Linked DNA regions of Homo sapiens: region 1 is linked to region 2. A link is a loop called in an ENCODE intact Hi-C map of the cell type or tissue named here. Cell type or tissue: dorsolateral prefrontal cortex. All regions are shown on one strand. Links, peaks and the distances in the headings refer to the core of each region. The heading gives the core; the rest is flanking DNA.

Region 1 (3,683 bases), core at 4-2,503, 600 kb after region 2:
TTGCATTATATGAGAAATAGTTGAAAGAACTGGATGATGCAGCAGATGAGAATTTCTCTTTCTTTGATGTAGGTGTTGTTGGAGAGGTTTGCAGTTTTTAGATTTCTATTTACAGTCAGGCTTTAATACGTATTCCCGAGGCTGGTTTAGGGGTCATTACCAACAAAAGTCACCACACTTTAGTATCTTTACTCTTACAGCTACTATGGCTTTTTTTCTAAGTCAATTTTGTCATCCTTGCAATTTTCTTTGCATAAATAGTTCTCCCTAAAGTCTCCTTAGTTTTTACTCAACTGAGCTTCTTGAGGGAGTGCCTACCAGTTTGCCAGGGGGGCATAAGCATTGCTGAATCCTGAATCAAACTCACTTTATGCCCTGTCCCCCAGACTCAGTAGGCTCTAGAGCAATGGAATAGAAACAAGTGAACTGACATACTGCAGAGAGTCAAGAGGCCGGGTGTCATAATCACCAGGAGATAACTGGGTTGGACAGAGTGGATTCAACGCTTTGAGCTGTCTGAGAGCATGCTCTTGGTTTGAAGATAAACTCTGTAACTTTACTGCCAACTGTACCCTCTTTTTTAGATTGCCCTGCACTCTGGGGATTCTCACTCTCAAGTGATTTGTGCCATTTGGTTTTAATTACCACTGTAAGAAAGTATATGGTTTATCTGCAAAATAAAAAAAAATCACCATGTTTATATTATATTTGAAATAGGGGACTGAGTATATAAATATGTAGATCAAAACATCAGTGAAATGCCCCAAACTGCTTTCTTTCATGATCTGAAATTTGAGATTATTGGATTTTGCACTTTAAAAAACCAATTACTTTAGCTTTATGTTTGTTTTTGTTTCCAAATAGGAGATAACGCAACTTCAGACAGCTATTTGCAGGTCTTTCCCATGTGGATGCACCCACTCTTTAAAGCTTTCTACTACCTGAATGCCCCTAACTATAATGTTGGTTTAGCTATGTGTTTTGGATGCTTTGCTAACCATTAAAGTTTGCTGTTTACACATCACAGTTATATCCTCCATAACCTTTTTTTTTTTTTTTGCAATAGTTAAAACTCACGTAATTGTAGGAAATTTGATGTAAATTTCAGTCCTCTCTAGAAATATTTAAAACACTGGATTTTTTAGAAGCGTATGAAGAATAGTATTTTAACACATAGCTTTTATTTTCACCAAGCCCACGTTAAACCAGGGTAATTTTATTCCATGTTGTGTAATGTTCTTACTTGTGATTATTCCTGCAGGTTTCTCTTTTTCTTTTTTTAAGGGCAACAACTAAAGGGCAACAACAGCTGCTGGAGTTACAGTTGTCAGACATTTTAGGTAGCTTTCCCCTTTGCAATAAACAGTTCTGTCGAAAATACCAAACAGTGTATATGTTGAGATTGCCACCCACTGGTGAAAATAGAGAATTTCCATTTTAATGAGTAATTTTAAAAAACATTTGTTTTTTTGTTTTCAGAATATGAGTTTGTACATTTAGGTTCTTTAAGAAATATGTTTCAAATCCCATTAGGAGGATTAAAAATTTCATTATTACAAATCAAGTTAATGTTCTACTGGAAGCATAAAACAATCATCATTATGAAAACATTTAAAGACCTTTATTTACATCTCTTGTATCCTCCACAAAGAAGAAAAAGTGAAAAAAGTTGTAAAACTAAATATGCCAAAGTGTTATCAGTGGTTATTGTTGATTAAAAGAGATCAAAATAATTTTTCTGCTTCCTTACAATTTTACTTACATTTTTCCTACAAAAAGCTTGTATTGCTTTAAAAGAAAATATAAACCTAAAGAAGAAAAATAGTTACATGTATGTATATAAATTTAAATGTATCTTTGGTGCTTTATGGAGTGTTAAAAAAGAAAAAGTATCACCCTAAATCAATGCCACATTTAACTAAACAGATACAAAAGGAACAAAAGCTTAGAGATTGAACTGCAGCTTTCATCACTTCACTAGCACAAATTTTAAATTCAAATGCATACATAAGAATTTATTATGTGATAAAGATGTAATTTCAAATCCGTGTACAAGGATGCTTGGTCACCTTACATTATATAACAAATAAATCCCAGATGTTAAAAATTCAAATTCAAAATTAAATAAACTTTAAAACATATAAGTGAGGCTGGGCATGGTGGCTCACACCTGTAATCCTAGCACTTTGGGAGGCTGAGGCGGGCAGATTGCCTGAGTTCAGGAGTTTGAGACCAGCCTGGGCAACATGGTGAAGCCCTGTCTCTACTAAAATACAAAAGAAATTAGCCAGGCATGGCAGTGTGCGCTTGTAGTCCCAGCTACTCAGGAGGCTGAGGCAGGAGAATTGCTTGAACAGGAGAGGTGGAGGTTGCAGTGAGCAGAGATCGCACCACTGAACTCCAGTCTGGGTGACAGAGCAAGACTCCATCTCTACAAAAAAAAAAAAAATCATATAAGTGAATATTTAGCTTAAGCAAAAAGGCAAAGAAAAAAATTATGAAGAAAAAATATAAAGGAAAACATATGTGCATGAAAATTGCCATAAAAGGAAATGATAAAATGGAAAAATTATTTATAGCATACAGAATGGACAAAATAAATAAGACATCATTTAAAATGGTCTATGAGCATTTGAAAAACACATTTAACTTCAATACTAATCAAAAGATTGTATGTTTTTTAAAAATGAAAAGTTTTGCTATAAAATTGGCCAAGATTTAAAAGATTTTATTATATCCAATGTTATCAAAAGTACTTCATGTTATAAAACTATTCTGCTGCTTAAAATTATTTCTTAAGAAGATATATAATAACATGGAAAAATGCTCATATAAAATTTAAATTAAAAATAGAATTTAATAATAAAATGGTTTTTTCTATATCTGTCCAGAAGTATATATTCCAAAGTTTAAATAGTGATTATCTGTATTACTTGAGTTATTGGTGATAATTGGCTTCATTCATTTCTGTATTTTTTAAACTTTTTGTAAAAAAAATTGCAAGTATACAAACTGCTTATTAAATTTTCTTTAAAATCGGGGTATAAAATAATACATATAGTTTGATTAATATTTTAGTAAAAATGAAAGTGTGTGTATATATAATTACATATATTTAAAATTCATATGTGTATTAAAACATATTTTAGAATTTTAATAGTGATTATATGCATGGTTACTTATATGGTTATGTTTTTATGGTTTAAGTAGTGGTTATAGGTGGCTATAGGTGATTATTTTCTTCATCATTCATTTTGTGATTATTTCACTACAGATAAAAATGTATGTGATATATGTATACATTAAAAATTATCTTTAGAAAGATACTTAGTAATACGAAAAAACATTTATGAAAACTTTAGTTAAAAACACAAAAAAACACAACCTAATATATGCAGCTTGTTCACAATTTGGTAGAAATGGAAGCACATGTCTATTTTATTCGTATGTGTATATGAATAGATTTTAAAAACTTGGAAGGGCATGTTCTAAAGTTTTAATTGTGATTATAGTACTGTGAATATAGTGGATAGTTTTCTTCTTCATTCATTTCTAACTTTTTAACTAGAAATCATAAAGCCTACACATATATATCATACACATCAAATTGTATACATTAAATATGTGCAGTTTATGCCAATTATATCTCAATAAAGCTGATAAAAATGTATAATGCTGTTCAA
Region 2 (6,438 bases), core at 2,024-4,523:
CATTGTAGAACATGATTTTGAAATGCCCAAGTCATTTTTACTTCTCAGTATTTGTAAATTTATAGATATAACTGAAATAATTTCAAATAACAGATACACTTATATAAATGGTTATATCAATAAAAACACAGTAATTAAAAATAATAGCTGTCATAGGGCCGGGCATGGTGGCTCACACCTGTAATCCCAGCACTTTCGGAGGCTGAGGTGCGCAGATCACAAGGTCAGGAGTTTGAGACCAGCCTGACCGGCATAGTGAAACCCCGTTTCTACTAAAAAAAATACAAAAAATTAGCTCGGCGTGGTGGCAGGCACCTGTAATCCCAGCTACTTGGGAGGTTGAGGCAGGAGAATAGATTGAACCCAGGAGGCGAAGGCTGCAGTGAGCCAAGATCGCGCCACTGCACTCCAGCCTGGGCAACAGAATGAGACTCTGTCTCAAAACAACAACAACAACAACAACAACAACAACAACAAAACGCTGTCATGGTTAAAAAAAAATACCAGTATATACGTTAATTTCTCCAGAAAATTTACCCTTAACTACTCAAGCCAATTACTTGCTCTTCCAAGACACTGCTATAATAATATTTCTATTATTGTACTCATCATATAGTATTTCCTTATCTTTCATATCCAAACTTCTCAGATTACTTCTTTGAGGCTAAGTATGATCTGATCCTGTTTATCTTAAAACTTTGTTATGTAACTTTTTGTTGAATGAATACTTAAAAATGATAAATGAATGAATTACAAGAAGCCATAAATTAGACTTAATAGATGCTAACTATTAAGGAGAAAATGCTCTCAATTTTTGTCATCCTAGTGAACAAGAAATAAATATCAACATTTGTACTATAGGCAGTTTTATGCTGGACTTTATGTACTACCATTTAATGTACATTTCATTTTACATAAAATTAGATGAGTAATTAAAAATATAATGAAGTTTTCTTATTCTGTTAACAGCTATTCCTTTTTAAAATAAATATTCTACTTGGGAAAGTATAATTAAAGTCTTACTCTTGTTTAATAATACAAATAAAACTGAATTCTGTCTAAGGAAAAACAGGAAAGATTTATTAACCAGCATGTTTTTATACTTATAGTTTGTTCTATCTGTTCAGCCTACAGCATACATTTTTGTAAAAACTTCAAACACTTTCTATATGGAGTACTTCCAACTGCAAAGGCCTAATAGAAAAAGCTACCCCAAGAATGTGTCCCCTTTACATCTGTGCCTCATACCACAATGCAAAAGATAAAGTGGTCCCCAATGAATCACTCTCTATAACTGGCAAAAGTTATTGCAAATTTAAATGGAAAATTTAAGGCCATTAAAATAATCTGGTGAAATCAAGAAAATTCTTCAAAATCTCCTTCTTCAGTTTCAGCAAAGGTACCACCTGACAAAAAGTGTACTCAAACAGTCTTTTTGGGCTCAACAAGGATGTCAGCTAGGGCACTCAACTATATTTACAACAAAGCAGTATCAGAAACATTCTTTACTGTGAATAAACAATAAGCTCATTCAAAACAGACAGAAAAAGATCCTGGAGAATTGAAGCCATTATGTCTCAAAAAGTGAATTTCTAAAAAGAAAGGTTTCTAGCAAGTTAGAAAATGATAGATTTTGTCACTGAAGACTGAAACTGTATTGACAGCTCTCTATAACTGGCATAGTACACATCAACTAAAAAATGTACTCTAAAGCATTTGTGCCGAAACACTGCTTAATAGTCCCTGCTGATAAAATTTATTCATGTATACTATAAAAGTAAAAAGCCATTCGAAATAATAAAAAGAGATGACATGCTGACTTTAATCTTGGGGCTGGAACCACCACAACGCCCTTAGAGATAAATATGAAGCAAATCTCAGCTGCTGCCAACTATGGTGTGTGTTACACAGAACCTGGAGAGCTCTAACTGGTCCCTCTCTGTTCTCCTGAATTACTCCATTGTTGAAATCAACAAATCCAGGAGAGAGCCCAGCACCACAACCAAGACATACAAAAAGCTTTCAATTACAAACACCGCAATAGATTTAGCTTAGTGGTCACAGTTGGCTGCAAACCGTTTCTCTGAGAAGGAAAAAGAAGACTTTATCTACCAAGGTGGTTATAAACATTAGAGAATAATTTTGGAATGCAGGGTCAAGAAGACCAGAATGTGTGCTTTTCATTCAAGGATTCACGAGCTTTTATTACTGGTCTAATTTAATCAAAGATAACGCATTGTTTAGAAACAAGCAATTGAAAGCTGGTATGAAAAAGAAGGAAGTGAGAAATCAGTAGCAAATAAGTAGCAGCTGATGTCCCCATAGCTAAAATGCATGACAGAGAATTCCCTGGGCTCAATCCAAGTATTACCCATGCAGGCCTCTATCTTTTCTCTCTTAAAAAGTATCTTCTTAGAAAATGTGCATATTAAGAAAGAATTTAAATACAACAGAAGAGAAAAATAAGAGTTTCATATGATATTCCACAATTCCGTGTTATCAAATAGCAGAGTCCAAAAGGTTTTAGGCAATGCCAAAGGCCATCGGGTTATCTGCTTTTAGAAAATACAATATCTGAAACATTTAATAGAAATACTACCTAATCTTGACCAGGTATGGTGGCTCATGCTGGTAATCACAGCCTTTTGGTAGACTGAGGCAGATGGATCACTTGAAGTCCAAGACCAAGAACTTGAAGTTCAGGACCAGCCTGTCAACATGGTGAAACCCCATCTGTACTAAAAATACAAAAATTAGCCAGGCGTGGTGGCACATACTCCTGTAATCCCAGCTACTCGGGAGGCTGAGGCAGGAGAATTGCTTGAACCCAGGAGTCAGAGGTTGCAGGGAACCGAGATTGTGCCATTGCACTCCAGCCTGGGCGGCAGAGCGAGACTCTGTCTCAAAAAAAAAAAAAAAAGAAAAGAAATACTACCTAATCTTAATGATACTCAACACTGATAATTATACAAAAGAAAAGAAATACTACCTAATCTTAATGATACTCAACACTGATAATTATACAGCCTTCTTTAGTAGCCTGGTATGTGTTTAATAACCCGTTAAATTCAGAAATTATAATTAACTATTTTCTGTTGCTCCATTATAAGCCCATTTTCTCCATTTGATTTTTGTTGCATCAATATATTACAGTAGGTAGTTAGGCATGAGCAGGGCAGAAGAGGGCTCCCCTCGCCTACTAGAAATGTCAGGCAACCATACAGTAGGTAGTTAGGCATGAGCAGGGCAGAAGAGGGCTCCCCTCGCCCACTAGAAATGTCAGGCAACCATCAGGTGATGGTCCCACAGTTGACACACCACTTCTCTAAAAATGATCATTGGTCACAGGCGCCAAAAAGAGGCAATTTCACAATAGATAAAAACACTTGAAATTGGTAACTGGCAGCTCAGGAATTGGGCAAGTAGGCTTGGGCATGTGCATTAAGAGACAAAATGGCAGAGTATGACCTTCCAGGGGCATTCCACTGAAAAAGGGAAGAAAGCCTCAAGTGAGCATGTGTACAACTTCTTAAACACACTGCGCATGCTCACCTCCCAAGGGTTAGCAGGCCACTGCGCATGCGGGCAGCCCACCCTAAGAGATGGGAAAAGGTAAACAAGGCCCTGTAAGGATGCCAACATATAAAACTCCAAATCAAAAGGTCATACGCCACCATTGACCTCCAAAGTGCCCGTTTAGGTCTCTTCCAAGTGTACTTTCCTTTGTTTCCTGCTCTAAAGCATTTTAATAAACTTCCATTCCTGCTCGGAAACTTGCCTTGGTCTCTTTTTCCACTGCATGCCCCTCGGTCGAATTATTTCTTCTTAGGAAGCAAGAATTGAGGTTGCCATAGATTCGTATAGCTTTGCTGCCAGTAACTCGGATATTTGCCACCACTAACAAATATATTATTTCACATGCTTGAAGGAGTTAAAAGGAGTCAATCATCTTACCTAATTTTCTAAGGACAAAATGAAGACCCAAGCCTTTTCAACTCTAGTCCTAGAACCCATTTTCTATTATTTTCATCATTTTTATTGCCCTTTACTGAAACCACTTAAATTTTTAAAACCAAACCTATTCCACTAACAAAAACTGGGTCAAACTATGTCAAAATCAAAGACTGAGGTCAGGCACAGTGGCTCACTCTGTAAATCCCAGCACTTTGAGAGGCTGAGGAGGGAGGACCACTTGAGCGCAGGCATTCCAGACCAGGTTGGACCACACAGTGAGACACCTCCATCTCTACAAAAAAATATATATATATTATATATATATATATATTTAATTAGCTGGGTGTGGTGGCTCACACCTGTAATCTCAACACTTTGGGAGGCAGAGTTGGAAGAACTGCTTGAGCCCAGGAGTTTGAGGCTGCAGTGAGGTTTGATTGTGTCACTTAACTCCAGCCTGCATGACAGAGCAAGACTGTCTCAAAAAAAAAAAAAAAAATCCTGAAAAAAATAGTTAATAATATCAGCTTATTGATTGTATAGTCCCTTACTTTTCAAGACATTTTCAGCTTTTTTCTCTTTTAGACTCATTAGACCCTTTCAAGTTAGAAACTTGAGATAATATTCCTGATCTTGCAAATGATACTGCATGGGCAAAAATGTTCATATTTTTTTTCTTTTAAACTTCAATTACTTACATAAAGCAGAGGAAACACAGGAGGAAAAGAGTATAAAGAGCCACAGTTAAGGTAGAGGAGGAGAAAGTAGAGGGAAGTCCCTTCAGGTGGCTCATTCTTTTTAGTAAATAGGTGAGAATGATGGATAAAGTGTGGCTTTCAAGATCTGAGGCAAGAGGGAGCAGTTAGAACAGCCACTGGCAGACCCCCTCCAGAAATAAAGGACAAACAACTAAAACACTGTAACTGCCTCATTTCCTGTTCACCTAGCCTAAGGCTTCTTTTGATTTTTCTCTTTTTCAGTTGAGTTTTGAAGCAGTCTCCAATGTATTGTTGTGCTTCTGCAATAAGAAGGATTTAAATCTTGATCAAACTAAGGAGTGATCCACTAATCTTATTTCTGATATTAATGTACTTTAAACCCTAAGAAAATTAATGAACAAGAGGCTTAGGTATTTCAGGACAGAACTGGAAGAATCAGAGTACAAAACAAATGGCATGGAGTAGCCAGTAAGAGGAAAGTTAAGACTGGGTCTAGAGATGATGTTTTAACAGTTTATCGTTAGAGGAATTTGATGTTAGAATTCCCTAAATGTTGCCAGCTAGTGACTATCTGGGCCCGGTGGCACAGGCAGTAAGGAAATTTAACAAGACAATAGTAGATAAAGAAAAGCAGATTTATTAGAGAAAGTATGAAAATATGTTGTAAGACAGGCAGCACAGCAGAGAAGGGGGCTGTCCGCAAAGATGCAGGGGCTGGAGGGAAGTTTTACAGGGTCATGCTAGAGGGGGTACCTGGAGAACAAGGTCACTGTGCCTGCAGAAGTAGGTCGAGATCACTGTGCCCTTGTGTTGTTTGTGATTAGCCATCTCTCAGAACAGTTGTTCACTGTTCTTCCCCATCTGGGGCCCTTCCTCCTTGTTGCTTACTTATCAGGACTCCACACAAAACATCATGTACAAGTTTTTATTCATTTGTGTTGTATGTTATTACTGTCCAAAATATTTTAATTTTATAGAAAGCACAAGCAAGGGTATTTAGTGAAATGTGCCTGTTTTTTCTCACACAGTTATTCAAGGCAGATATGTCTTACCACTCTGCTTATATTATCCTACTGAGGTACCACTAATTACCCCATAGCATAGGCATACCTCAAGTAAAAGAAAACTCAAGGGGAATTTAAGTCTCTCTAGAATTTAATTTGAAATCTCATTCCCTTAAGTGATGGAAATATCACAAAAGAATAACGTAGGTTTAAAGAAGGTAAAGAAGAAAAGACCTAATTTAGCAGCCTCATTTTTTATATATGCTACAGGGACTGCATAGTAGCAAATTTTCCATATGTATCTTACTTGTGTGGAGAAAACATTTTAAAAATATGGTTCTAAGTTAATGAAATTGTGTAGCAAATGGAGTACCTAAAATCTGTCTTAAAGGGACTTTTTTTTTTAACAAAAATATACTTTTAGATGTACCAGAAAAATAAAATTTCAAAGTGAGAGTCATCAGCTAAACTCTGTTTATTTCAATGTGTGGATTATTTCAAAACATGAAATTTATTTTAACATGTAGATGATACAAAAACCATTGTATTTTGTCAGCTTGATGATATCTTTCACCTTTTCTTGAGCATAAAAATAACCTATTGACTAAATTCAACATCGACAAGAAGTTTTACTTTAGATCAACACATCATGAAGTCCTCATTAATATACACCTGTGAAGAGCAGGTGTGTTGAACAGAAAGATATTATTTTGCATAATAAAACTGACACACTATCAACAGCCTAAATGTGTAATAAATGA

What was found. Peaks named below come from ENCODE experiments on the same cell type or tissue, not always from the same donor. Only the 100,000 strongest peaks of a DNase experiment are listed, where the experiment ranks them.
Region 1: a loop joins it to region 2, with 19 times the contacts of the local background. A loop is called at or near these places in 17 of 110 quality-filtered maps.

What each region holds. Positions count from the first base shown.
Region 1 is chr7:94,447,046-94,450,728 of GRCh38, reverse strand. No RefSeq gene overlaps it. Among named protein-coding and RNA genes, the nearest start is that of COL1A2, 54 kb to the right of the region's middle. In dorsolateral prefrontal cortex, for the core only: CTCF peaks have their summits at 1,201 and 1,404 (motif pointing left); no DNase peak of the experiment used is centred there; H3K4me3 peaks cover 383 bases.
Region 2 is chr7:95,042,563-95,049,000 of GRCh38, reverse strand. The region is part of intron 2 of PPP1R9A (protein phosphatase 1 regulatory subunit 9A); the gene reads right to left. The region is part of intron 3 of PPP1R9A-AS1 (PPP1R9A antisense RNA 1); the gene reads left to right. Among named protein-coding and RNA genes, the nearest start is that of PPP1R9A, 140 kb to the right of the region's middle. In dorsolateral prefrontal cortex, for the core only: a CTCF peak has its summit at 3,208 (motif pointing right); a DNase peak (open chromatin) is centred at 3,210; H3K4me3 peaks cover 467 bases; H3K27ac peaks cover 1,402 bases.